Regions from separate parts of the Mus musculus genome. Here region 2 is linked to region 1. Evidence: chromatin loops called from intact Hi-C (ENCODE). Cell type or tissue: left cerebral cortex. All regions are shown on one strand. Each heading gives the region's core, and the rest is flanking DNA. Links, peaks and the distances in the headings are about the cores only.

Region 1 (10,900 bases), core at 1,845-9,844:
TGTTTCACCCAAGTAATCTGTAGGCACTAGATCCCAAGTTTCTTTTTCTTCCCTCCACCCCTCTCTGGTGGTACCAGAGAGTGAACCTAGGGCAAGCACTTCACTATTGAGGCACCCCGGTCCCTTCTAGTGGATTCTAGTATAGCATGCTAGTGCTATCCATGCTCCCAGAGTAACACCTCACCACACTACCACACAAAACAAAACCCATACAACAACAACAACAACAACACACACATAATAAGAACCTTGGGGCCACTGAACTGGCTCAGCAGATAAAGGCACCTGCTACTAATGCTGAGGTCCTTTTCTATACCCAGGACCCACATGGTGAAAGGAAAAAAACTTGTACCTGAAAGTTATCCTCTGGCCTCTACAGGCATAAGATATGCCTAGGCCTACACAGAAAATAATGGAGGAGAGGAACAAAAGGAAGAAGGGGAAAGAAGAAAGGGAGAGAGGGAGGAAAAGAGGGAGGTATGTCCCTGGAGATGAGTGCAAGGAAATCCCATCTAGATGGGTAGGTGTGACTGCAGAACTTGTGCTTATAGCACTATGGTTTAAGTAAACTTCCTGGGGGAAATTCTTAGGATAGGTAGAATGAGTAAATGGATGCTGGAGAAGGAATAAAAGCACACCGACTATATAGATGCCAAAAGGCTTCTAAAGGTAATATACTCAACGACTTTATTTGTGTGTATGTGTTAGCTTGCTTTTTATTGCTGTGGTTAAGACCACAGGCAACCTGGGGAGGAAAGAGTTTTTACTTCATTTACAACATCCGTATTGTAGTCCATCATTCAAGGAAATCAGGACAGGAACTCAAGGCAAAAACCTAGCTATAAGAACTGAAGTAGAGACCACAGGGGAATGCTCATCCTGCCTTGTTTACTTACTTTCTTTTTCTTAGTTTGGTTTCTGTGACAGGGTCTCACTATGTAGCCCTAGCCAGCTATGTAAAGCAGGCTGGTCTCAAACTTGAGATCTGTCTGCCCCTGCTTTCAGAGTGCTTGAGTTAAAGGTGTGTGCCACTATGCCCTATACTAGCTTACTTCCTTATGGACTACCTGCCCAGGGATGGTACTAACCACAGTGATCTGGGCCCTTCTACAATAACCACCAGTCAAGAAAATGCTCTGTATGTAGGCAAATATGACAGGGACATTCTCTCAACTGATATTCCCTCTTCTCAAATGACTCTAGCTTATATCATGTTGATAAAAAACAAAACAACCAAAACTAACCAACACCGTGTCTGCGCATGCATGTCCACTGATGCCAGAAAGGGATGGCAGTGGTGTTAGATCCCTTGGAGCCAAAGTTACAGGCATCAGTTACAAGGAGTGCTGGGATCTGAACTTTAATCTTCTGATAGAGCATTAAGTGACCTTGGGTCATCTTCCCAGCCCCAGATATTACTATAACAACAACAACAACTACTACTACTATTACTGCTATTGTAAAAAGTAGTATCTCATATACTACTTCTACTACTTTTTCTTCTTCAAAAAATACTACTACTTCTACTTCTTTAAAAAATAGTATCTCTTATAGACCAGGCTGGTCTTAAGGTCCTGAATCCTCTTGCCTCTGTCTCTTCTGTACTGGGATTATAGTCATGGGCACCTATGCTCAGGAGATTTCAAGATGAAAAGAGAAGTGCTCTAAAACAGTTAGAGCTCAAAACAGTTACAGGGCCACCTACTGCTACTAAGGAGCAGGCTTATTCTGTATTAGTTAGTTGTGCTGCAGAGATGAGAACAGGATAAAATATAAATTAGACTGCTTCTTATCTCTTTCATCTCAGAGTCCAAGATCTAGTTTAACCCTTTAATTTATGAATGTGGCAATGAAGATAGCATTAGACAGTATCAAGCCCCCTTGCTGAGTGACGTGAAGTCCATTCCACCTCTTCACGTGCACTCTCTTAAGATTTAAACTCTGGACTACAGAATGTCAAAAACATCCTTTAGATAACGGAAGGTTCTCCAGAGCATCACAAAATTAGAAAGGAATTCTTGAATAACTACTTTAAACCTTCCTCATTGGGAAGTTGGTATGTGGAATGTTATGCCAAGAGCTGGGCTGGCTTCTGATATTACCAACACTTCTGACATCTGAAGGGTTACTGTGTACATTTTAGTTAGAAATTTCATTCTCCCAAGTGGTTTGCCAGATGTCTCCTGTCTCCAGTCAGGCACATGCCCCTCTTTAGGGAATCAGAGGGAGCACTCTCACAGAAGGTGTTCTCAACATCCATCTTCTTTTGGGGTACTCACTTAGCAGGCCTAACTGGAAAAGGCTAGGAGAGGACAAGCCCCTAGAATGACCCACACATCTGTGCCTGGAATGGATCAAGCAATGCAAAAGCAATTCCCTAGGAAGCTAGCTAAGTGTTGAAACCTCAAAGTCATCCCGCAAAGCCAAAGATTATTTCATAGCAGAGATCAGAGACCCTGTAAAAGGCTGTGAGCAACTGCAGCCAAAGCCTACACTCCTTCCTCCAGGATGAAATGTCAATGCCACAGATGAAGACAGGCCCAGCTTAAGTCACCTCCTCCTATCCTTTAGATAGATGCTGATGGAATGAATAATGGCTCCACTGTTCCAGACCTCTTGGTTTCCTTAAAAACAAGCTTAAAGTGTATTAGCTCACACCTGCAATCCTAGCATTTGGGAGACAGAGGCAGGAGGATTGCCCAAGCCAGCTTGGACAGTATAGTGAAAGCTTGTCTCGAAAAACAAAAGGCATCACTCAAGCTTCCTCCACCCCAACTTGCATTTATCACCAACACTGTGATTTTTCTAGTTAGCAATCATTTTCTCATGTTTCCAACAGAGCTTCAAAGGGGCCCTTTCAATTAAGTTACTCATGCTCCTGGAACTCATCAGCTTAGAGCACCTTGATTTAGGGCAAAACAGGAAGGCGGTTGTGTCAACCCATTGCAGTGATAAAGAGTCTGGCAAGCCTGGCAAACCTGCATCCTGGCTTCTTGAGACTGACTTCTTGGACAGTGCAGCTGTGGGCAAGGTAGAAGAGGCTGCTGGATCCAGGTGCAGCCATGTAATGCTCTGCCAGAAATCTCATGCACGGACTCTGACTTTGCCAGAGTTATGGGGCTGGCCTTTGGGAGGAGGGCTGATTTTGACTGCAGCTGACCTCACCTAGATCCTGCTGAGGTATTTTGATATAACCAGGTGGTGGAGGAGAGACAGCTGGCTTAGGGAAGCATCACAGCAATTCTTTGTCCTTTGAAATAAAGATCTGGACTCCCTATTTTATTTAAAGAACAGGTGTGTGCAAACTAAAGCAGATAGTTAAAAAGATTGTCTATTTTTAACAGCAAAAAACACACTACAGAAGTTCTTTAGGTTTTAAAATAAACAGAGAAACCAGGCATGGTGGTACACATAATCCTAGCACGCAGGAGTTTCAGATAGGATCACTGAGTTTGAGGCCAGCCTGGGCTACACTATAAACACTATAAAACACTATAAAATAAACTGAAAATCCTCTGGTGTGAGTTTAAAACAACGTCTAAACTTCTGATGGCTAATTCAGTCCCTCCATGCCTATTTTGGCCCTACTTGACTATCCTTTGAAGACAGAAACAGCAGCACCATGTTTTCAGGAGGAACAGCATAGAGAAATGGACTTACTAACCTAGACTCTGTTTGAATGAACACAATGAATGGCCTCCTTGATCTAAACATGTGCACATTAACAGCAAGTATTAGCAACTTTCTTGCAAATAGAAATGGCAGCTAGAAGACTGGCCTCAAAAACTCACCCATTCTTTGCACAGTGGTAAACCGGGCAAGGTAAGGTGTTTACTTGTTTTTAAGACAGTGTCTCCTGTAGCCAGACTGGCCTCCAAGTCACTGTGGAGTCAAAGCTAGCCTTGAACTCATGGTTCTACCTTCACCTCCCAACAGCTGGAATTACAGACAAGTCCCACCATCCCCCTGCTAGGGTAGTGTTTAATCTCTCTGATTCTTAGTCACTTCATCTCTAAGATATAAATGAGCTCTGCTTCCTGATCCAGCCAGCTGTGATGAAGTAAGCACTTCTTTCCCCACAGAGACATCTGTTCCCGTGCCTTCCCCACAACAGACCACACCCTCAAAATGTTCTTCAAAATATACTCATCTATAAAATAAAGATGGGGTTAAAAAATTGCATAGGTAAAAATATACACCGACCAGTATGCTTTCCATAGTTTGGCATTCTTTTTCTGTTTCTGTGGTAGCCACACTACAGACCGTACCCATATGAAAAAATTCTGGTCTCTGAATTCCACACTATATCTCTATGAATCCTCCATCTTTAACTGCCTGCCTGGTGCTGCATCCATGTTAGTTTTTTTTTTTAATTACCAGTTCCTTAGGGAACTTTTCTAGATGTCTCAGTTGAGTGTAAACTTTGTTAAAGAACTCCTCTATATCTAGTACCTCCCTGTCTGGTAACACTTAAAGTACATAAAAGTTCTAGTTCAGAAGCTATCACAGAGAAACACTAACTAGCACATTTGGACACCATAACACCAGGTTGGAGACAAGCGCCTGCTGATGCCCTTGCTGAACTGAACGCTGGCTTCCTAAAGGGCGAAGCTGCTTGTACATGGAAGCCAAAGTGCCTTCTTTAGTAGACTAATCTTTTTAAAATTGTTTAAAGATTTCTTTTTGTTTTATGTGCATGAACATTTTGCTGCATGTGCCTCTTATTCACTGAGCCCCTACAAATCTTATTTTAGAAGTCAGCAAAGTCATGTTAGTCCTGTTTTTTAAAAAAGCAGTTTCGCGTACCCCATATTAGCCTCAATGTCACTATGTCCCAAAGGTGACCCTGAGCTCCTGATCCTCCTGTCTTCTACCGCAATCATACTACTTCTAGGATCATAGAAATTCAGGTATCTCATCTTAATAGCTCACTCAGGAGGACTAAGCTCAGAGAGGAACACACTGAGGTTTTCTGAGCAAGTTACAAAGAGCTCTTATCACATTCCACTTGTCTGTCAAAACCAATATCCCTCTCAGGGATGTGGGCAGTCCAACTCCCCAGCTGGTTTTCATTCACACTAGAAACTTTAACTCCGTTCTAGGCCTCACAAAACGAGAGCTGTGTCCGCACAAAGCCACAACAACCAGCCAATTCACTAAATCCAATGAAATAAGCCAATTCACTGGGGGGACACAAACTGTCAAACTGGTTACTTGGTGCCTTATAGACCAAACAATGTGTGATTCAAACAGTTCACTTTTCAATAGGTTGTCTTGTCATGTGGCAGCCACAGTAAGTGAAAGATTTTCTTTATCACTGTTTTGTCTTTTTATTAAACACAGGAGTAAGAACATTTCTGACAGAAGGGTAAATAGCCAATAATGTCTAGTCTTTAAATCGTAGTCAAACACACCAAATTTCAGCAAAGTGTATGAGCCCCAAGGGTACAATTGTGGAGCAAGGCTATACCGCCTGCTTTTTGGCTTTTAAAATAAGAGCTACTGGTCCCGATCTCGTCTTTGCAAACACACTGCCTTGGGAGACAGGGACATGAGCAGCAGCAGCTTTAGACAAAGCTCTATTCACAGTGGCCCAAGTGCAATCTTGGAGTTTCTATTTCATTCAGTTGAGTGCGGAAGGCTCCCACTGAGGGTGGGCTGCTGAATGGTTCCGTTGGGAAAAGGACCCAAGGAGCACTGGCTTTACAGTCTGCACTTTCATTAGGAGAGATGAAAGCGTCTCTCTCTCTCTGACTATAGTTCTTTAGTAAGGTACTAATCTAGCAAATTAGCAAGAGTACTGAGGAGTTTTTTTTTTTTTTTTTTTTTTTTTTCCTTTCTCCCCATCACATTGGTACCCAGAGCAGAGCGTCTGTTCATTAAGGTGGTTGTCAGGGTGAGCACAGAACAAGTAGCTGAATCACTGTGGGTTAAACCTTGTACCAAAGAGGAAGTGGTGTAGTTAGGAGGACTGCAGCAGACTCCTCCCCGGGTACAGTGCCATGTTCCACCTGCTGCTGGGGCATGTCACCTTATGCACTGCTTCAGCCTCATCCCTCTTCCAGGTCTAGTTTCATGGTGACAACCACCCAAACTTCTGGCCCATGATAGTCAGACCTCCAGAAGGAGCCAGAGGAGGTACATTATGTGCTCAAGGTCCAAATAAGAAAGCAGGGAGTTGGGATCTGACCCTAGGACTTCATTCTTGGCCTCAGCAGCTAATAGTGACCCCGACTCTACCCAAGCTATCCCAACGTGAGCTCTGTCCACAAGGCTTTAACTGGACAGATAAGATGATCCATTCATAGCAACCATGTACATCTAGCTGCCCTATCTGAGTGCTATGGCTTGGTCCAGAGGGGGTGGGGTTGGGGGGCATTTCCCCAGCAGTCTGGCGTACAGGAGGGTCTGAGTTGCTTTCTATGACCAGGGAAATCCAGAGTGTTTTCCCCTCACTTGAAATAAATGTTGTACTGCCTTGTCATGCCAATAAAAATTAAAAGATAAATCCCTCATAGAGGGTAGCTTGTACTCTCTGCCCCGATGGTATCTTGCTCTTCCAGTAAAACAAGTGCCAGTCTGCATTCTCAATGGCAGCAGTCCTAACAGGAGGCCTGCTCTGTGGCCCAAGGCTTTCATCCTCTCCACAGGAATGAAAAACAGCCATGCTTGCTCTAAAGCACCACTCTCCATGTCAGGGAAACACAATTGCCAGCTTCTACCCACACTTCCATAAAGATACTCCTAAGATGACTGCTGGCATGCCATGGTTCTTGGGCCAGAGAAATTTTCAATCTGATTTGGAGAGGTGTGGCCTGGATAACTCAAGACAGGCTGGAAGCTGGTACTTCAAGCCTGCTGATCCAGCAGCTGGGGACATGTCTGGTCTCTAGCAGGTACACAGCTCAAGATGCAGAGACTAGCTGTTTCTACGGAGTTAAGCTTTCATCTGTGAGATCTAGAAATCAGGGCTTGCTTGACAATTTTTTTAAAAAACTATTTGATTTTTTGGGGGGAGGTGAGCGGATGGTGAGGGGTGGGAAAAAAGGTTCCACGCTGGCCTTAGGGCTGGTAGGATCCTCTTCTCTCTACCTCTTAAATGTGGGAATTATAGATGTGCACCACCACATTTGGTTTTAGGTAGTGCTGGAACTGGAACCCAGTGCTTCTCAAAGGCTTGGTACATTCTCTATCAATTGAGCTACATCCCCAGTCTGAGAATGTGTTTTCAATGCATCATTCACAGTATTAAAAATATTGCCATAAGTCAGAAAGAGACTTGTAATTCAGTGTGCTATTATGCCACCTTCCTAATTCCCAGGTGTGCCAAACACCCCCACAAATCAGAAGATTGTCAGCATTTGCATAAGCTGTTCCAGCAATAGTTTTTTTTTTTTTTTTTTTTTTAACCAGGAGTGGAAGAGGAAGAAAGCCAAAACATTTAAAATGCTCAGATTCAGTATCATTAAGCAGGGGACCTTGGGGGGAAACACAGGGAGGTTGGTTAGATTCCTAAATAAGAACTACTTTTACTGGGTCTTCCCTCCAAGTCTAAAAGAACAAAATCCAAGAGGCAGCATGGACACTGAGTAGACATGTAAGCTGTGGAATAACTAAATGAGAAGAATAACCAGAGATAGGGGCCCAGGACCCACACAACACTGCGCTGCCCTTTCTGACACCACACAGACAAGTAGGCCATGGAAGTCCTGGTCAGTAGTGACCGAGAGCACTGTGCATGTCCAGGGTCACAATGATGTCATACTCCTGAATCTCCCGGGGCCATAGGCTACCACAATGGCTTCTATGCTCTCTCTCTGGATTCCAAATTACATGATATTTTGATATGGTGTTTTATATAGCATTCATTTGTGGCAACTGCACCCTTCAAGGCCTTTGTAAAGCTGCACGCTAGTGGCTGATGTTTGCAGGTTCCTGGCAGGGAGGAGGGTTTGTTTAATGATGGTCACAGGTTAGTATATCTGTGTCAAGAGTCTCACACCAAGAGGTCACCCTCTGACTCTGTAAGTCTTGCCTCCTTATACAAATGGCAGGGGAAGTTGGATGATACTTTGTCTCAAAGCCCAAGCCTTTTAAGAGGACAGGGCACTGCCTTCAGCTCTCTGACTCGCAAACAGCAAACACCAAGCTATAGTCTTCGATGAGAAGACACTTCATCTGCTGCTACATAAGGCCTGACATGTAAACTACTACTAGCAACTTCTTCCTTCCCTTGTTGGTCCCTACCACACACCTGTGGTCCCTTAAGTTTAAAGATTCATTGATTGACTGCAGAAGGATAGAGTGAGGAACATGTAAAAGTTGCACTTTTCAAATATGGATAAACTCATGCTGAGACTTTTTGCCATTTCAGCACTTTCACAGACTTGTGTGTGCAGAGAACCATTTACTCCTCACTAATGTAAACTGCTGCACCCTTTGTGATCAGCATAGGGAAGAAGGAACGTGTGAGAGTCATACAGATACAAGATGGATGTTCAGGACACAAGGTGCAAATCTGCAATCTTTAAGGGAGCAAAGAGAATCCATAATGTAACTGGCTTGGCCACTTGTCAGGGCACTGAAGGGCTCTACACCACCTGCTCATTTGGGTAACTACTGCTCTAGGTGAAGGCAATCCCATGAGAACTGCCAGTAGTAGATATCTAATACACAGGCTAACTCTTAACACCAGGCCAAAGAATGAATGTACTCTCGTGGTCATGAAATCTCACATCCAATATTTTTTTAAAAACCAAGCTGTCGGGCTGGTGAGATGGCTCAGTGGGTTAGAGCACCCGACTGCTCTTCCGAAGGTCCAGAGTTCAAATCCCAGCAACCACATGGTGGCTCACAACCATCCGTAACAAGATCTGACTCCCTCTTCTGGAGTGTCTGAAGACAGCTACAGTGTACTTACATATAATAAATAAATAAATCTTTAAAAAAAAAAAAAAAAAAAAAAAACCAAGCTGTCCTTGAATAGTTTTCATCATCAATCAAATCTCAAACGGATGCTGTGCAAACCCCTCTTAACTCATCCTAAGTCAGGTCTTACCTTGGTGTTCCTTCTTAGACTTCGAAGGATATTCCTCCTCCTGGGGTCCTCATCTGTTTCATATGGAATGACAGCATTGTCCCCTTTATAACCTTGGGATGCCTGGTCCTCCTCTTTCTTTCGGATGGGTCCCAGCTCATCATCACTCCCGACACTGAAGCTGGTACGGTAACTAGCAAACCGCCCCAGGCGAGTGCATCTTGTCCTGTACAGCACAGGCTTACTCACTGCAGATACCTTGCGGCCTCGCTCTAGGGAACTTGTGTCCATCTCACTGTCAGAACCATTACCACTGCCATTGGACTGGGCTTTGTTGATGTTCCGAATGGTAATGATCTTGCCCTGGGTGCTGTCGTGGGGCACCGAGTATATGTTTTCTTCCTCATTCCTTGGCTTGACCACAGCATCCATGGGCTCTGCGTAGTCAGAAGGATCAAACCCATCCTGAGGCATCCAGGGGCTAGAAGACATAGATTTCCTCTGTCCCTCCCGATGGCCTTGGTCTAAGTAAGAAAGATCTTTTGTGATATCAAAATGCACAGGAGGCTTTGGTTTGACTGGGGGAGGTACTTTGTTGTTCAGTTTACTCTCAAAATTGCTCATTATGAAAGATAGCCCGTCATTTCCCTCCAGTTCCATAGAGAACTTGGAATGATCTTTGGACAGGGAGGGCAATGTCGCATCTTCCCGAAACAGGTGGTATGATGGAGGCTCCACATCTTCTTCTGAGTCCTGTAAGTTTGAGTTGCAGAGGGGTGAGCCAGCTCTGGGGGAGTTGAACACTTCCTCAGTGGTGCTGCAGGCCTCAGCTACATTATCATACATATGTGTGGCCTCAATTATGTTCTTTTTCTCCACCACATCTTTAAAAAAGGGATGAAAGAGCTCAAGTTTATGCTGGGGCTGGCTACAAGGGATGCTTGTGAATCTCCCGTCAATCTCTTGTGCAATTTCCTCTCCCTCTGTTAGCTGCTCTCGACTTAAGTCATTGTCTAGGACATCTATAGCGCCATCAGTGAGTGCGACAAGCTGGATGGGGATAATATCCTGCACTTCACAAAGAAAGGCACGTAACATTGCCAAGGAGGCCTTACGTTTGGCTGAATAAAAAACAATGTACCCATGAACCAACCGGCTCTTTCGGATGCTAAATGAGGAATGGTATGAAAGAACAGACAGCTCAATGCGCTTCTTGTGTAGTCCAATTGGAAGTTCAAGTAAAACAGAGTTGCTGCTCCCACAGTGGGAAGATTTACAAGTTTGGGATTGCAGGACAGGAGAGAGAACGTCATCTGCACTAAAGGGATCACCACACATCAGACACATGACAATTCGAAGGTCCACATCAGCCAAATCTTTGATACTTGCAGTGGAGCTAACCAGGTTTAAGTTGCGCTTGGAGTCCAGGAGTCCTTTCAGAACTTGACTGATCTGCTTCTCATTAATGTTGCGTCCATAACCAATGCCAGCAGAAGCCGGATCAAGAAAGACACACTGAAGTTTGCTGGCAATCTGCTGACCTTGCTGTATCAAGCTGTGCAGAGTCTCTCCACTTGTGTCCCCTCTCTTGTTAACTAAAATTAAGGTCAAGGGAAGGTGGACTAAATGATTATCCCGCCTGCCCAGTGTAGACTCTCTGCTCTTCTCTATACTCTCCACCACATAGGACAGTGACTCCTTTGAATTGTAAAGGCAGAGACAGCCATGGGGTTGGAAGGTTGGTGTCTGGAAAGAGTTCACAGGAAGCCGGACATTCCCCTCTATTGGCCTCAGAGAAAGCTCATACATTTTACCATCTATTACATACTTGTCATCATTTGTACAAAGAGCTCGAATTTCATT
Region 2 (10,900 bases), core at 1,073-9,072, 52 kb after region 1:
CTCTTTCCCACGTATGTCTTAACTAGATTCACCCTGTATAGAGTTCTACATCCTGCTTCCCCCCCACACACACACTCTTGATTTTATATGCACTTTCCCGTGACAAGTATTCTTGAAAAACATACTTTTAAACTTTTTCATAAGTAATAATTCCCCTGAGGTTAAACATTTAGATTTTCATCTTTTAAATATGTAAGCATGATACTCAACATGTTCATATAAGATCATGGTTTGCATCTTTACTTCTTAGCCTATACTGATAGTACAAACAACTTAGTGTGGTGGTACATGCTAGTAATCCCAAAATTCAGGGGGCTGAAGTGGGAGGCATCTGGACTGAGAGGCTAGCCAAGCTACATACTTCCCTCAAAAGTAATTAATAGGATGGTAGTGGCGGCAGCAGTAGTGCACACCTTTAATCCTAGCACTGGGGAGGCAGAGGCAGAGGCAGAGGCAGAGGCAGGTGGATTTCTGAGTTGAAGGCCATTCTGGTCTATAGAGTGAGTTCTAGGACAGCCAGGACTACACAGAGAATCTGACTCAAAAAACAAAAATAAAAACAAAACCCAATTACTTAGTTAATTAATTAAACAGTTAACTATATATGCATCCATGACTACACAACTCTTAAAACTGAGCCAGAGTGGCTGGCATAATGACACACACCTTTAAATCCCAGCATCCAGGAGGCCAAGACAGAAGGGAAGGGTCACTGTATGCTCAAAGTTACCAAAGTCTTCCAAAGTATGTTTCAAGTTAGCCAGGACTACAGTGAGACCCTAACTTAAAAAACTGTGTGTGTGTGTGTGTGTGTGTGTGTATGGGCACGCACACATACATACATGTATACATGAATATACATATGACATATATATTATACATACACATATCAATTTATATACTATTTATTTGTGCTAGTAGTTAAGAGCACTTGCTACTCTTGCAGAGGTTCTGAGTTTAGTTTCCAGTACCCATATTAGAGGCTTATATCCTTTTATACCTATAGTTCTGGAGAACCAACCAAATACCACTGTCCTCCAGTCATCAGGCTGTGGAGCACATACAGGTACTCTCAAACCCACCATCCAAAAAAGTAGTAGTAATAATAATAACAACAACAACTTAAAAAGAGAGTATTTCCTCTTATCAACACACCACAAATCCAAAAGCAACTACTGCCATTTTCCAGTTTTAGTGACTTATACTGGGCACACACCAATAGCTGGGGCTCACGCCTGTAGCAATCAGAAACCTTCCTCCCTTTTTCATTTTTCAGAAAGGCTTTTACTCTTCATTCAATTGACCAATCAGTGGGAGACATTTCTTAGAGCCCAGCCACATTAAAAAGATACGTCTCACGCCTTTAATCCCAGCACTCAGGAGGCAGATGCAGGTGGATTTCCGAGTTCCAGGCCAGCCTGGTCTACAAAGTGAGTTCCAGGACAGCCGGGGCTATACAGAGAAACCCTGTCTCAAAAAAAAAAAAAACCAAAAAACAAAAAGATATACCAGGGTTTCAAGCCATGGAGAAAGTGATCACCAAGAGCAGAGTCCACAACTTCCTATGTTACCTTAATAGGCATTTCTATAGAATAAAGGAAGTGGTGTCACTCTCCAGTATCAGGACCCTGTCCCACCCCCACCCCATGTGGTCCTCTTGCTCTGAGCCATTCTGCTGAAGAAACAGATTTCAAGACTCCAATAATCTTGTGTTAGTGCAGCACCAACTTTCATTTGTATACAATCAATTTGTTACTGAACAGAGAGACCTCTTTAATTATCTATGGCAATCAACGTGATCATCTTCTTTTGTCTCACACCTAACATAGGCTCCAAGAGATAAATCCATGATTTTGACCTTTCATTTAAATGCAGATAGGAAAACGTTCAATACAACTACACATGTACTTTTTTTCCTTAATTTTCATTTTCTGTGTATGGGAGTTTTGCCTGCATGTGTGTTTGTGCACCATGTGTGCCTGGTGCCCACTGAGGCCAGAAGAGGGCACTGAATCCCTGGAACTGAGTTATAAATGGTTGTGTGCTATCATGTGGATGCTGGTAATAGAACCCAGGTCCTCTGCAAGAATATATTCTTAAATCAATCTTCTGTATGTGGGAAGGCTATACATTAGCTACAGCTAGCTGATATACTCTAATCCCAACCCTGTTTACCAACTGCAACTCAGAGTTACTAAATAATTGTAGTGATTTGGGCTAGCAAGATGGCCCAGTGGATGATAGAACTTGCTGCCAAATCTGACAACCTGAGTTTGATTAAGTTCAATCCCCAAGTCCCACATGGTAGAAGAAAAGACCTGACTCTCATAAGCTGTCCCCTGACTTCCATATATGTACCATGGCTCAGTATGTACACAGTGTATACACATGTGTAAACACACAAATATATGAACAAATGTAGTAATTATATTCAGCAATGAAACAAAACTAAGGAGCAGTGTTTTCTATCCAAACACCTGCATTTCTATGTACTTTTTAATGTTTCACATTAGCTGACCGCTGTGCTAGAAATGGAACCCAGGACCAGATGCATGCCAGACAAAAAAACTACCACTGCGCCTACACACCCAATCTCATAATTCCTATTTTTTAGTAGTAAGACAACAAATTATGGCAATAGTCTCTCTCTACATTTCCAGTTGCCTAAGAATATTCTCAAGAGAACATTTTGGCTGAGGCTGTGAGTCAGGAATGGAGCTCATGCCCAGTATCATGTGTTCCTGGTACCTCCCCAGCACTGAAGACTCACTCAAGAGGGACTTTACCTTTCTGTCTCCTAAAAAACCATGGAGAGAGGCAGTCAATACTTGGCCAAACTTCTTTCTGTTAGACAAACTTTTACCTAATTTTGTGAAGTCTGGATTTGACAAATCTGGAACAGAAATGCCCAAATTTCTCAATTTGTTGGCTACACAATATGGCAGAGCAGGAGCCATCTGATATAATCCCTTCATTCTGCAACAATTTTCCCAAATCACATAGCTGATAAGTCATGATAGGAGTTTCCTTAACATTGTTTTCTAGTTGGTTTGGTTGGGGGGGGGGGGGTGCGTTTTTGAGACAGGATCTCTTGTAGCCCAGGCTGGCCTTGAACTCAGTAAGTAGTAGGATTTCCCTGAACATCATCTCCTCCTCCCTCCACTTCTCAGGCACCAAGTTTACTAGTGTGTGCCACTATGCTTGGCTTTGTCAATATTTCTTTACTGCATGGGAAGCTTTCTGTCAATGGCTCAATTTCACTACAGTGGCCGGGAAGAGGGCAGCCCCAAGGAAGAGAACACACACAAGCCACAACTCCTGCAGAGTCTGTAACACTGCATCACTCCATTCATAAGGTAAGGTGAAGGAGTTAGGCAAGTTGGTTATTTCCAGCAAAAACAAATATTACATTCTTGTAATGATGCTTCATGGCTGAACAGACCCAGTTCTCCTCTAAGCTCAGTGGTGTTCAATATCAGAATGTCAATAAATGAAAGTCACATTGACAGGGGCCCATTTATTTTCAAGAATTCTTTGTAGATAAAGTCTGATAAAATATTGTATTAAAAGTTAAATAGAAATAAACTTTTGGGAAGATGAACATGAATGATTTGTTTGCACTTCTTAATACCAGCAATTTAAGTACTATTCAGACCATTGCTATTTGAGAGCCTAGGTCAACAATGACTCAGCTTGAAAAATTCCCTACCATTTTATAAAAGAGGTGTAAGCTGAGTTATGTAGCTAGTACAATCTGGAGACACCCCCCCCCCCCATGTTATAAACTAATTTCCATATGAATGGCTTAGAAAGTGGTAGTATTTACTTTCCATTGAAAAAAAGTATCCACAAAGGTAAGCCCAGGAAAAGCCGGATCTCAATTCTGTTTTAGTACATGACAAGGACAAGAGGGGGATCCTAGCACAGCCCCAGGTACTGAGCACTAGGCCACAGCTCTTCCAACACAGTTTGTTCTACTGAATAGAGTCTACCATCAGGGTTGGACTTCAGTCTTCAGACAGGGATATCCAACCCAGTGGAAAAGCAAGCTGTCCCCAATCCTAATTAATTAAGATATGGCCTTGACAGAAGGCAGGCCCTGCTCTTGTGTCTAATGATCTTGAAGCAGAAGCCTGCCATGTGACCCCAGGCAAGCCTTTTACTTTCCCACCTGCAAAGACTGCACTGATATTCTAGACTAGACTACAAAACTCCAGGGCCCAACATGCTATTTCTGCTAGTCACCTTCCATATACAAGCAAATAATCTTTGGGGTTTGTGAGAGGTAGATAATTTAAATAAGTGAAGTAAATGATTGATCAAAAGTCACATGGATTGGATAAATTACACCAGATGTGATAGTGCATACCTGCAATTCAAGAATTTTGGAGACAGAAGCAGAGAGATGACTCAAAAGCTACCCTCAGGTATATATCCAGATAGAGACCTGCCTGGGCTTTGTGAGAGCCTGTCTCGAAAAAATAAAAGTAAATGAACAAATGACACTGTCTAGATTGCCTGGTAGCAAACGACAGTCCTACAAAATCACAACAGCCTGCAAGAGGATCAACACCTTTCAAGAGACCACATCAGACCAAGGTTATCTTGCCCACCTCTAGCTATAATGATCTAATCTGCTGTATTGTCTCAGGAAGACTGTCCACATACACAGGCATGAGGCTACAACCTGGCACTAACTATGCAACCTAAACACTTTCCAAGTGTCCTTTTCCAAAAGTCACTCACTATTCGGGCCAGATACCTTCACCGATCTGTCTGGTATGAAGAATGAGAGTTTCTGACTTATTTGTCCTGAGGCATCATCAAGACAATTAAAAAAAAGAAGGCGATGGGCAAGGAAAAGGAGACATGAGCACAAAGAAAGGTTAGTTTTAAAGGGGGAAGGAGGAGGCTAAGAAAGGACTCTTATTGGGCTAGTTCTAAAAATCTAGACAGGCTAAGAGCCCTTACAGACATGCTAGTGCACTGAAAAAAGTCATCTGCTGCCATCACTTGCTTCACACTCCGCCCCAACTGGCAAAGGAACTGCCCCATAAGGCCAAGGCTACCACCTCACATTTCTGTAGCACCCAATTCCATCACGAAAGCAAATGTCAATTCTGGGAGTGGAGCCTTCACTACCATCAGAGAAGTCTGACAGTCCTGAAACATTAGTTCCCAGCTTAGAAGGAAAAACAGCTCTTTGTTCTTTCTGTCACTCCTCTTCCTATTATGTGAACTCAGTTTTGATGCAGAACTTTTTAGGCTGCCAGTGTCGGGAAGACTCTGGAAACACACGTTGTAGTGGTGCCGAGCACACAGTTGTTCCTGTTCTTAAGTAGGTGTCAGCTCCAAATAAGAATGAAAAAATAAGACAACTATTTGTACTGACTTGGAGAACACAAACTCTAAAATAAATACTGGAAATTGTGACATGAGACCAAAGAAACACCATTAGAAACAAACCAAAGTGTCACACAGCATCAAAATCCCCACTGTTCTTCTCAAAGCTTAAAGTCCTATAGCTCAGTGGCAGAACAAGCCTAGCAACAATGTTCAAGACACCAACTTCCAACCACACAACACAGAACTGAAAGGAAAGAAACAGGACCAGAACCCAGAAAACCTACAGTCCTATAAAGCTAGGAGAGGCACACAGATCCATTACGCACAGTCCCCCCATGTTCTTGTATACAAATACCCTAACATTGGATGAGTCAATGATCTAATTCTGTAGCTGACAGAGAAGACTTTTTATTTCGAATGTGTTCACACAGAACTATTTCTAAGCAGGTGCTGAAATAAACAGTCTGATCATAGCTCAGTTAAGAAAGAAAGTCCTTCCAGTAAATGTGCCTTCACAGCTGAATAGCTGTCTTAATATGCAATTGCCCGAGGCCATAAGGAAGAAAACCACGATAACAACAACAACAACAACAACAACAACAACAACAACAAAAGGCTTTTGATTTAGATTAACTCAAGAAACAGAATAAACCTACAATACACCAAAGGTCCTCCCCTCCCAGGGTAAAGAACAATATGATCAGATAGCTCTTTTGTAAAAAGCTACCTCTACTTCTGGATTAATTTCCTGAACCCCCACCACAAAATCATTAAAGGAACTTAAGAAACACAGGGTTAGAAAAGGTAAGAAAAGCACAGTTCACAGACAACAATCCCAAATGCACTTCTATCAGCCAGTTCTTGGCAGCCCTCTCCAACTCTACCCAACCAGGCCCCTTATAAAGTCTGGGGGCTGTCAGAACTCACCAGTGGTTCCCTGCACAGGCGCACTGGGCTCCTATGGCTGGGAGTGCTGGCTATACTAGAGGGCAGAAATCTGAGTGACACTTGGCACTCTTCCTTTCAACAACCACCACAAAATGCTTTCCAAACCCAGGCTATCACCATTTTGAAGACCAGGAAGCTAAAGCCTTCCAGGGGGCATAGGTGCAAAAGGAAGAAACCCACTGGGTCTAACCCAACCCCCAAAGATCACAGCATTAACCAAGAAGGCAAGACTACAGCTTCTGAAGACTAGAGCCCGTAAACACCAAATGTGGCCTCAGCAACCCCTGGGACATGCAAAACTTGAGAACTCAAATTTCCTTGGCCTGGAGTAAAACAAGAATATGACTTTTCAGCTGATGAAAAACCAAAAATAAACAAAAAAATACAAACTCATGAATGCTTCTGGGGGGAGGGTAGGGGCATACTGGTGTGTGGTGTGGAGGTGGAAGAGTGTAGAGCCTACAACTCGCTACAACTGCTCAGAGAGGCAAGGAGGGAAATGAGAAGAATAAAGAGTCAGGAGCAGCTGCAGTCCCCTTTCCCAAGGGCACAAAGCTGTGAGGCCCAGAGAGGGAGCAAAGAGAACATAAATGGGGCAATAGATGAATCCTATCCACCATCACTAACCTTGATGAGAGTCAGAAAAATGGGGAGACACTCCCAAGACTGCAGAGAGCTGCAACCAATCAATCCCTACCTCTGTAACAGATCTCAGGAGGACTTTGGAGGATAAAATTCAAAACACTCAGGACTCACAGAGAATCTGCAGCCTGGATCAGTGCCTAGAGTACCTCGGCTCAGTCTATCCTGGAAAATGCTGAGAGATGTATAGGACAGGGGTGTCCTCAATGGAGAACTTGTTGGTGGTGGGTGGGAAACCCTGAGAAGCAGGTGTGATGTGAGTTAAGTATTAGAAAGGGAGCCTGACAGGGTTGAGGAAAAAGGCAGAAAGCCACGAGGGAGAAAGGCAAGAAGCAAAAGAGGAAAGGAACTGAGAAACGGGTATCAAAAGAAAATGAACATCTAAACAAGAATTTGTAGACTCCAAGAAAGGGGAGACGGGGATAATAAGAAAGGAATGATACCTTCAGGTTAGAACTAAGGAAAAGGACTTAAAAGGAGGTGGAGGCAGAACAAGACAGGATCGGAGAATGAACAAAAAAAAAATCCAGTGAAAGGCTGAATGGGGGGGATGGAGGACTTAGAATTAAGAAGGACCAAACATAGAACACAAGGAGACTGGTGTTGAAGATGATCACTTTGACAGGGACAGCAACAGTAAAGTTCAAGACGATTCAAAACTATGTAGACAAATGGACAGCTCCAAAAGAGAGGAAAGAGCACCAAATAAAGAGAATGAAGGGGAAAAGCCGGTAGAAGAAAAGGGCAGAATGGGCAGCGTGTGAAGGATCAGGGTCAGAGTCATCTAAAGTGCAGAGAAACACCAGGAGCAAGGAAGACATAGGCAGCAAGTCCTAGGTGTAGATGAACTTACTGGTGATGGGTTTGTGGGGAGAGAGAGCAAATGAATGAAGCAGAGCAGAGGGGCATTGAAATAAAGGTGGGAAAGAGAGGAAACTCAACGAGAATAGAGGTGCAGAGAGAGTACAACTGAGTAGTCAGGGTTAGGGCAGAGGTCTGCTAAAGGAAATGGCAAAAATGAGACACCCTAAGGGACAGAAAAGGGGGTAAAAAGAAGAGGGCAAAAAGCCAGGCACCACAGGGGAGTGCATGCAAGATCAGAGCGCCTGCACAGGGGCAGAGTTGGCAGGCAGAAGGGTCTGGAAAAGAGGACAGGGTCTGAATGGCAAAATGGGAGCAAGCACTGAGAAGGGAAGGAAGCGAGCAAGGCGCATCAGAATCTGAGAACCGTAGGAGAAGGAGCTTAGGGACATCCTAGGAGGTGCAGAAGGTTCAGTGTTGCGACCCGGCAAAATATGGGGCAGTTGGGCCCAAATACAAGGAGGAATTATGTCCAAAGCCAAGACCGGGAGGGCAGTAGAGCAGTGCCTGTATCAACAGACCAATACGGATCTCCACGGAGGTGGAACCGCAGGTCCTAAAGGGACAGCTCCTGGGGATGCAAGATGTTCTACCGCAGGGATAATAACAGTAAATAGGCCAAAGAAGGAGAATGGGGATTTCCTCCCAAAAGTGATGCTAGCAGAAAACAGGTAAGGTAGAAGGGCCACGGATATTCAAAGTGAGCGTCAGAGGGGATACTGAGGGGTCAATGAGGAGGTAGACTGTCCCAGGAGCACAGCCGACTCCAGGAGGTGGCGAAGTAGGTATGACTGGGGGTCGGGGTGGGGGAGGAAGTGGGAAAGAAGACGGCTCAGAATTGGGAGTCGGGTATCTCGAGTGGAGGCTGAGAGACACCGAGATCCTTCACCGGGTTTGGTGGGGCGTGTGTGGAGGCAGACGCCGGGATTGCAGGGCTGCGGGGACACTAGCGAATAGGAAGGGCAAGGCGGGCCGCGCGGGCCGGGCCCGGGCATGCAGCGGCCGGGACGCGGGGACCGCGGGGCGCTGGGGGGGGCGCTCCCACCCCTCCCCCTCCGGCTCCTCCATTGTTCGCGGGCTCCGGGCCCCGCGGTCCCCGCCTTTCCCCCCACCCTTGGATCCCGCAGCGGGGCGGCGCCCGGCGCCTCGCCCGTCCCCACATTCCCCTCCGCCAGCTACGAGACACTTACCAGTCTCGGGGGCGCACTCAGCGCGGCCCCGGCCTCCGCGATCCCAGCCGCAGCGACGGCGGGCCCGGCGCCATGTTCCCCTAGCGACTCGTTCCTGAGGCGGCTGAGGCGGCGGTGGCGGCTCCGGCGGCGGGGGGCCGGGCGGACCCTCCCTCGCGGGCTCCCTCCTCCGCCTCCTCCACCTCCTCCTCCCGCCGCGCCGCGGCTCTCCCTCGGGGCGGGGGGCGGGGAGGGGAAGGGGGGAGGGGCGGGAACCAGGGGGAGGGCGGACCAGCCTCGCTCGCTCGCTCGTTCCCTCCCTCCCGCGCAATGGCGGCGGCGGCGGCGGCGGCGGCAGCGGCGTTGTCGCCTCCTTCCTGCGGCCGCCGCGGCCGTGCGCGTACTGGAGACCCTCTCGCAAGTGCGCGTGCGTTTCTGAGGGGCGAGAGATGCTGGGGCTGGGGTTGGGAAGTGGATAACGGCCCTGTGGGCCGAGCGCACCGCGAGGACCGTAGGCCGGGAGGACAGGCACGCGCGGACACCGAGGGCGCGAGTGCGCGTGCGCGCCTGAGGAAAACGCCGCTACCTCAGCGGCTGCGGCGCCAGATTTACACAGCGCGAGGACGGACACCCGCGAACTGGCACAGGAGGGCGCGGGGTGGGCTGAGTGCGCGTGCGCAGAGACGGCTGCAGCCTGCGAAGCCACCGAAGGGAGGGAGGAGCCCGCAAGGGGGGCGCGCACGGCGTCGCGCGTTCCAGGCTGCAGTACCCGCCGCCCCTCCCCACACCGCGCCGGCTCCAAGAGAAAGCCATCTCTGAGAGGCTTGGCCCGGCTCGTGAGGGCGGGGACTTAGGGCTCCATCCCGCTCGCGCGGGACCTCACTAACCAATGGAAGGCAGAGGGAGGTGGGTTCGCCTCCTGGAGCCGCAGCTTCGGGATAACGGAGGGGGTTGGGGGGACAGACGTAACGTGGGGTGGCGAGGCGGGGCTGTGAAGGAGGGAGCGTACCCAGCGAGTGAACCAATTGGGCGAGGGAAGGGGGCGTGGTCCTTCACAGCCCAACCCAGGCTCGCCGTTGGCCAGCCCAAAAGAGTGGGCGGGGACAGGGGGCACGTGCTCTTTCCCGGGCGCTGAAGAAAAACCTGTGGGCCAGGCGCGTTGATACAAGTTACTGGTGATTTCTCCCAGTGCTTGGTCTCGGGCAGAGGAAGGACAGGCCCTGCATTGCAGCCCTAGTCTCCCAAGTCAGCATCGGGCAAATGACAGCAAACCACATGTCACTTTGGGTGCTTGCAGGGGGAATGGTGATGTAAGAGGGCTCCCCTCTAACTCTGTATTCCTCTGGGAGCCCTCCGGAAGGATGGATTGTGAAAGACAGGCTTTCCCGGCGCCTCACAGAGTGTGGAATGCCTGAAGGAAGCACGTGTTTCCGATCCAGCCTTGCACTTCTTTCCAGGCTTTTCATCTGTAAAGTGGGATAACAATACTGAACTCCAAAGGGTCGCTTGGAGAATCGAATGAGGTATAATAGGCCCTATGGCCACGATTCATGGTGGGAATCCTCGAACTACTAGAACCCAGTAAAATATGGGCGATCTCCCTTATACATTAATATCTATAATAGCTGATGGATTACTCTTAGCAGAGGATTACCCACAACAATAGAAAAACGATGAATATATATTACGCTGTAATAAGAGAAATGTGGATGTGACCCTCCTAGCCACCGGTAACTGAAACATCAGAAAGCAACAGGGGAGTTAAGAGGGAACTACTGTGTCTCTAAATGAGGGTGGGGTGTAAAGGAGTGACCTACACGTATTGAGTACGCAGTAAGCATTGCTAAATAAAATTACATGGGCTCGACCAAATCCAGCAGCCAGAACTTCATGAAGTCAAAAAGGTCATGCTGTGGGTGATATTCCTGGAGTCT

The links. Peaks named below come from ENCODE experiments on the same cell type or tissue, not always from the same donor. Only the 100,000 strongest peaks of a DNase experiment are listed, where the experiment ranks them.
Region 2: it touches region 1 in a loop (4-fold over the local background); 8 of 42 quality-filtered maps call a loop at or near these places.

The regions. Positions count from the first base shown.
Region 1 is chr7:16,552,400-16,563,299 of GRCm38, forward strand. It overlaps Arhgap35 (Rho GTPase activating protein 35), which reads right to left. Exons shown (of 7, transcript NM_172739.4): 2 at 9,059-10,900. Among named protein-coding and RNA genes, the nearest start is that of Gm29443, 56 kb to the right of the region's middle. In left cerebral cortex, for the core only: no CTCF peak of the experiment used is centred there; DNase peaks (open chromatin) are centred at 5,156 and 5,569; H3K27ac peaks cover 278 bases.
Region 2 is chr7:16,605,485-16,616,384 of GRCm38, forward strand. Arhgap35 (Rho GTPase activating protein 35) reads right to left here and starts at 9,509. Exons shown (of 7, transcript NM_172739.4): 1 at 8,988-9,509. It overlaps Gm29443 (predicted gene 29443), which reads left to right and starts at 8,340. Exons shown (of 3, transcript NR_136928.1): 1 at 8,340-8,468. In left cerebral cortex, for the core only: no CTCF peak of the experiment used is centred there; DNase peaks (open chromatin) are centred at 2,692, 5,656, 6,965, 8,170 and 1 more place; H3K4me3 peaks cover 3,031 bases; H3K27ac peaks cover 1,788 bases.